2 separate regions of the Mus musculus genome follow, and region 2 is linked to region 1. The links are chromatin contacts, found by Hi-C or POLR2A ChIA-PET in ENCODE. All regions are on one chromosome and are shown on one strand. Each heading gives the region's core, a stretch centred on a gene start or an enhancer-like site at or near the end of the contact. The rest is flanking DNA. Distances are from core to core; before and after follow the strand shown. Region 1 holds the start of Pax5 (paired box 5). Region 2 holds the start of Zcchc7 (zinc finger, CCHC domain containing 7).

Region 1 (3,234 bases), core at 540-3,039:
CTGAAAAAGCAGTTCCACAAAGAGGGGAGGAAAAAGCAAAACGCAAGAAACAAAAGATTCACGGATAATGGAAACTCTTAGGAAACAAACAACAAAACAAAACCCTAAATAGGAAGAAAAGAAAAGCCAACAACTCCAGCCCCAGCCCAGGGTGAACTGTCAATTCCGAAAGAGCTTTTGATCTCCAGGCGCAGGCAGGCCTCCCCTCCGCAGCGCTGCTTCCCGGCACCCGCGAGGCGGAAGGGCGGGAAGCGGGAGCAGAGGCCCGGACGCAGACGACAGTCTAAAGCTCCAGGACCGCCAAAAATCAAACCGCAGATGAGACCCGGACCCACAGGCTGCAGGGAGGGGTGGCACAGGGGACTACGCAGACTACTTGGTGGGGGTGGGGGACTCCCGGGAATCCACAGCCACGTTTCCAATTGTGGCGAAATCTGCTCAGTGAATTTGCGATGTCCGGTGCCCACTGACCCCTCCCCCTATCCTCGAACTCTAGGCTCTCTCCCCTAGGTTGCAGCCCAGCCTCGTGACCACCCCCCTCCAAAAAAAAAAAAATCAAACAAACACTCTCGGAGAGCGATTCACTTTCCGAAACTGCCATTGTCCAGTGGCCCTAGAGCGCTCACCCGCCCTGGAGAACCTTCCCCTGCGACCACCCCCGCAACGGGGCTCTATAGGCTTCTCGCGGCCAAACCCAGCCGCTTGGAATTCAGACTGGGGAGGGAGCAGAGTAGAGGAGGCTTGAGCTCGGACGGCAGGGAGCGAGGTTGGACACCACACCTTTACCTAGTTCCTCTGCAACCGATTTTCTCTCTGGAAAATCAAGTCTGGGAACTCGGGGATGCTACAAGGTCTCTTGGCCCGAGGGCAGTGGGATTCCATTTAGGGGCCTGGGTAAGGTGTCCAGAATTTTTGCCTGTTCTCCGAGCCTGCTAGGATGGTTCTGCTTGGCCCGGGTGCTCCAAAAGCAGAGGACCGGGTTTTATCAGCAGCTTTCCGCTGAACCTCTGGGCTCTGGGGTAAAAAGGGTCGAGTTCTAAAGGGGAGATCTGGGACCTGGTGGCTGAATGGGACCTAGATACTGTAGTGATCTGAAGCTGCCCTGGAAGATGAGCCCAGCAGACCTATGGAGGTTGCAATTGAGTTGGGGGTGGGGTAGTTGGGAACCCCGAGGGCGGGCGCCGCCCTAGGGGTGAATCTGAGGATGCTGGAGCATCCCCTGTGGTTGACAATTGTGCTAGTACAGGGTTCAAAACCACTTGCTTGGCAGAATTGTTCTTTCTTTAAAATAAAAAAATGGGCCTACTGGCCCTCACAAAGCAGAGTTTACATGTAGAGCAAAAGCGCACAGGGCCGCGACCCCCAGACACAGGTTTGGAAGCGGGTACGACCCTGTGACTCAGGTTCTCCTTCCCCTAGGCGCGCGACTAACGCCGGGCCGGGCGCAGTCTGAATCTTTCCTTCCCTGCCCCCAACCCCCTATAAAAGTCCAAGGCGGCACCGAGGCGGCATTGCTGCTCTCTGGGCCTCTTGCACACCTTCGGCCAGGCCTGGTCCGCCCCGTCTGGCACGCTGGGCAGGCCGCAGAGCTGACACCCTTTCCCTGGTTCTTGGCCCGCAGTGCGGGGCGGTGCGCCGGGGGCGCGACGTGTCTGGGGACATCTTGTGATGTTGGCGAGAACAGGACATGATCTCACATGGCGAGAAGCTCTTTAGTTCCTTAATCATTTCACGGTGCCTTCGGACGCTTTTTTTCCACCTAAAACGTTTAGTTTCAGCTCAGTGATCAGCTACCCCAGCTCGGCGGGGGAGCGGAAGGCTTCAATTATTCCGACTTGTGAGCGGGCCCCAGCACCAAAAAAAAGAAAGAAAGAAAGAAAGAAAGAAAGAAAGAAAGAAAGAAAGAAAGAAAGAAAGAAAGAAAGAGGAAAGGAAGAAAGAAAAAGAGGGAGAAAAGAAAATAAAACAAAGAAAGAAAAAAGAAAAGAAAAAAGAAAGAAAAGGAAAAAAGACACCCCAAAAAAAGTGGAAACTTTTCCTCGCTGTCCATTTCATCAAGTCCTGAAATATCGAAATGGATTTAGAGAAAAATTACCCGACTCCTCGGACCATCAGGACAGGTAGGAACACCGCGAAACGGGATTCATCCATGCTTACTCTGGGACACTACCCAGTGCTAGTATCCATGCTAATATCCATGCAAGAAGAAAGGTGTGTGTGTTTGTGTGTGTGTGTGTGTGTGTGTGTGTGTGTGTGTGTAGTTTTCTCAGGAAAAGGCCTGTCCTTCTACAGTGCGTTCACATGGTTTTCACTAGTCCGTCAAGGTGTCTTCAAGGAGGCCTGTTTTCTTTGGTTTTGTTTGATTCTGTTTCTGATACTTGTGTTGGTGTTAATCTGGAGATGTTCAAGTTTGGATCTGTGTGCTCACTTGAGGAGATCAATGTGTGCAGGAGTTTGTGTTACCCCAAATAGGTGTTCAGTTTGAGTTTGTACGCCTGTTGGCATCTTTACTAGCTTGTATCTTGCCTTGAGCATATTAGCATGTGTTTATGAGTTAGTGTTTGTGTGCGTTCTTTTTAAGACTCCAAGATGTGTGTTTGTGTAAATTCTGTGTATATAGTTTGATAAGCATCTCACTCACTGGACATCTACTGCTTAAGAGGTCTGGTCATCTCTATATCCCAAGTGATTTTGGAAGTAAGAAAGAGGTGGTTCTCTGACCCCTCCATTTTTGGATGTCAACAGCTGCCCAATGTGTACATACCAATACATACAAAAGTGCTTGTCTCTAGCACTGGTATAGCTCTGGGGCCTACTAGGGGTATAGTATACAACACATGTGCTGCCAGGCCTAAGTCTTATAATATTGAGAGATAGAATCAAAAGTGATGTGAATTCAGGGCAATTAAGCTCTCACTGTGCAGTGTGCACTGTCTCATTAGTGTAGTGTTGCATTTAGCATTTGTGTACAAGGGTCTCCTACAGCAAGCACAACTTTGGTAGGTAAGAACAGTCTGTGGACTACTGATGACATTTTGACAGTGTACACACACACACACACACACACACACACACACACTCCAATCCCTTGCCTTTAGGCTGTCACCTAGATTAGCCTCTGACATTGTGTGTGTATATATGTCACACTGTATGCTCAGGCTTTGTCCTGTGGGTGCTGCTCCAATGAAGGAGAGCACAAGTGGGTGGGTATGTGAGCCTAGCCTGGTCATTCAG
Region 2 (3,234 bases), core at 440-2,939, 46 kb before region 1:
AAATCCCAAATTTGGTCTTATTCATTTGATGGTGCTGGGGACTATATCCAGGGGCCTGGACATGCTAAGCCAGTGTTCTACCTGGGGCTGGACCCCACCTTGAGGGCTGAATTTTTAAATCCACAGTTGTCAATGGATAAAATGACTAATAGTTTATTCTCCACTTAGGTTTATAACTTACAAGAATCTCAGTGTGCTACTGAGATTCAGTGAAGGCAGAAACAAAACCAATTACAAAAGTTAAAATGTCTGCCCCTTTTTCAAATGTTACTGTCACTTCCAATCAAAGGAGGTAAGGAATCCAAATGGGACCATCAAAGAGAGAAACAATGGGCTTGTCTCCATGTCAGAAATGCATGCTAAATTTACTGATGTTAACTTCTAACTACTCTTTGGACTCTGCTGGAAACAGTGCTTCTCCTATTTGTCCCATGCACTGTTAATCGTGTAGTTTTCATACAATTTTCACTTCCAATTCTTCCCTCAGATCATTCCCCATCCTCTGACTAAATGACAATAATTAACTGTCCCTAAAGCACAACACCGTCTTAAATACACACGCTGCAATTTAAGGTCTAAATGTTCAACACCAAGTCGAGAGCTTTTGAAGGGAGCCTAGTCATTAAATTAAGGGTGATTTTATACTTGGGAAAAACAGGCTCAGGAAAAAAATTATCCAATGGGCTAAAAAAGGCCCTTAAAAGTTTCCTTCTGCCGGGCGTGGTGGCTCACCCCTTTAATCCCAGCACTCTGGAGGCAGAGGTAGGCGAATTTCTGAGTTCGAGGCCAGCCTGGTCTACAAAGTGAGTTCCAGGACAGCCAAGACTATACAGAGAAACCCTGTCTCAAAAAAAAAAAAAAAAAAAAAAAAAAAAAGTTTCCTTCATTCAACCCTGAGACTTGAAATCACAGTAAACTCGACCTAAAGGTATTCTGAGCGTCGGCAGCTAATCAGTGATGGCTGGAACTGGGGGCTGCCAACTCCCAACCTCGATTTCCCCACAGTAAAATTGACTACAACTGTCTGCTGTTAGGGTGTGCGGGCGCGGGGGCAGAGGATCATCTTAGGATACCCTGGTTTTATATAAGGAATGGGGCATAGTTCCCAGATTCTTTGTGTCTACTCGTGAAGCGGCTACTTGACAGCACCAGCTTAAGGTGGCCCCCGACTGGACGCATCCTTGAGGGCCAGGTTCCCCTCAGCGAAGGGAGACCTCCACATTTCGGGACTGGCCCACCTCCCCAGGACGGGTGAACCGTGGGAGGCGGTGGAGTAACGCCGACAGAGAAGACGTGCCCGTCAAGGCCATCGCCGCCCAGCCTTGCCCAAGCCCTGGTCTCGGGCCGCCAAACCCCAGCCCGGTCACTGAGCCGCGTGGGGCGGCACGGAGCTGAGAGGCCATTTGCTGCGCTGCACTGCGCTGAGCCCCGAAGGACCGGGAGGGGAAGGCCAGAGAGGGGCACGCATTAGTTCCACAGCTCCGCGGGCGAGGCGGAGAGGGGAAGGGGTCCCCCGGCCGCGGGACAGCTCGGGGTCCGTCACACACATACTCACTGCCGCGGCCGCGACCAGGAAGCACCAACCAGGAACCGAAACGCGTAGAGGAACGGGGAGGGGCGAGGACAAATGAGGTAAGGAAGCCGCGTCCGCGCGGACTCCAGGGAGGAGAAGGTACTTCCGGGGAAAACAGAGCTCTTGGGAGCTGTCCTTCCGCCCAACCCGCGAGTCCTCCGAGCGCATGCGTAACGCTTATTAACCCTTTGTTTTCTCCGCCTATAAACTTTGTGTTTGGTTTTGTTCTTTTTTTCTTCATCCTTCCTTTCGAAAAGAAATCTCGGCTGAAAAAATTATGGTGCATATTTTTATCTTATGAGTTATACTAAATAGAAGCTACTTGAAGGGCAAAAGTAAGTGCGAGTTCACTTACTCCCGTGTTGGAAAGAAAACTACAATTCCCATGATACCTTGGTCCGGTCGGCAGGGGCTGTCTCTTTTCTAGCTCTGGGTGACGCCCTCGTAGTAACACGTGGCGCAGAGCAAATCGGCCCCTTTTCCGGGTGGAGGTCAGAGTTAGTAGGGGATTTAGGGTTAGTAGGTGACTTCGGAGAGGGACCTTGATAATGCCAGCGCGGGAAGAGGCATTTTTGAGAGTGTCTGGTTTGGGTTTTGGTTTTTCCGCTAGTGGGAATAGTGACCGCACGGCTTTTCTCACCTTAGGTTGTAAAGTGCACTCGGAGGTGCTTCCGCCTTGTTAACTGTTTGTGAACCGTGAAGAGCTGCACTCCTGCAACACGGAGTAAATGCTGTTCTTTCTGGTACTAGGAGACGGTGTTCACGGCCTCCAGCATTGGTTCCCTTGGTCACACCTTTAAGAAAAAACAAAAAAACAAAAAAACTTTAATTATGAGGTTGGACGTGTAACCCAGTTGGTAAAGTGCTTGCTTACCGCATAGAAGGCCCTGGGTTCATTTTTAAGTTCCACCACATAAGCAGCCTAGTACAGAGGAGGTGGAAAAAGGAAAATAAGGAATTCAAGTTCATCCTTAGCAACGTGGAGCAGTCAAAGATAGCCTGAGCTACTTAAGACCTTGTCACAGTCAAACACAAACAAACATAAGTTCATCTAAGCAACTTTACAAATACCGAATTAGGTACTGACAACATCCCTGATAGATGAGTTTGATTTTAAATCTTTTTGCCAACATTTATTGAACATATTAGAGCCAAGCTGTCAGCCTTCTACGTTATTAGAAAACTAAGCTTATATTTACTTAAACTAAATTATAGGGGGGTTGGGGGAAGAGTTTCAGGAAAATGTCAGGCTGTTCTAGAAAGTCCAGATAAAGTAGAAGAATTTTAAGGTCTTGTTACAGTATTAGGAGTTTGAAAATAATTACAAAATTCGATTAGCATTATGGTTATGTGCTAGGAAAGAAAGGGACAAGACACTATAAAAAGGCAAAATTGAAAAACCTATTTGGGGGATAGAAAAAGTGGTATAGAAGTAGGTCACATGTTTGGACAGTTCAGGGAATATGTGCCAAAGGAATGCTGTGTGTGTGTTTGTGTGTGTGTATGTGTGTATTAAAAGACTGAATTTTTAATCAAGGGCCATAATAACTCCTCTTAGTATATTGTTAGCTTACAGGTGATTTCACTAGACTCCTCCCAGGGACCGAGCAAGGGATTAGAGGACCTATAAAAGGACTGCTGGCCACCCGGCTCTCTGTGTG

The links. Hi-C counts contacts between places; a loop is a spot of excess contacts on that map. ChIA-PET counts read pairs that join two places held with the same protein, here RNA polymerase II (POLR2A).
Region 2: a loop to region 1 is called in a map of v-Abl transformed pro-B cells, with 2.5 times the contacts of the local background. The contact joins the promoter of Zcchc7 here to the promoter of Pax5 in region 1. A Hi-C loop is called at or near these places in 3 of 37 maps with a recorded cell type or tissue (left cerebral cortex and v-Abl transformed pro-B cells). POLR2A ChIA-PET finds 5 or more read pairs at or near these places in 3 of 5 experiments (all embryonic stem cell).

What each region holds. Positions count from the first base shown.
Region 1 is chr4:44,709,249-44,712,482 of GRCm38, reverse strand. It overlaps Pax5 (paired box 5), which reads left to right and starts at 1,789. Exons shown (of 10, transcript NM_008782.3): 1 at 1,789-2,120. The coding sequence starts at 2,075. RefSeq lists a promoter at 1-1,557.
Region 2 is chr4:44,755,014-44,758,247 of GRCm38, reverse strand. Zcchc7 (zinc finger, CCHC domain containing 7) reads right to left here and starts at 1,689. Exons shown (of 9, transcript NM_138590.4): 1 at 1,556-1,689.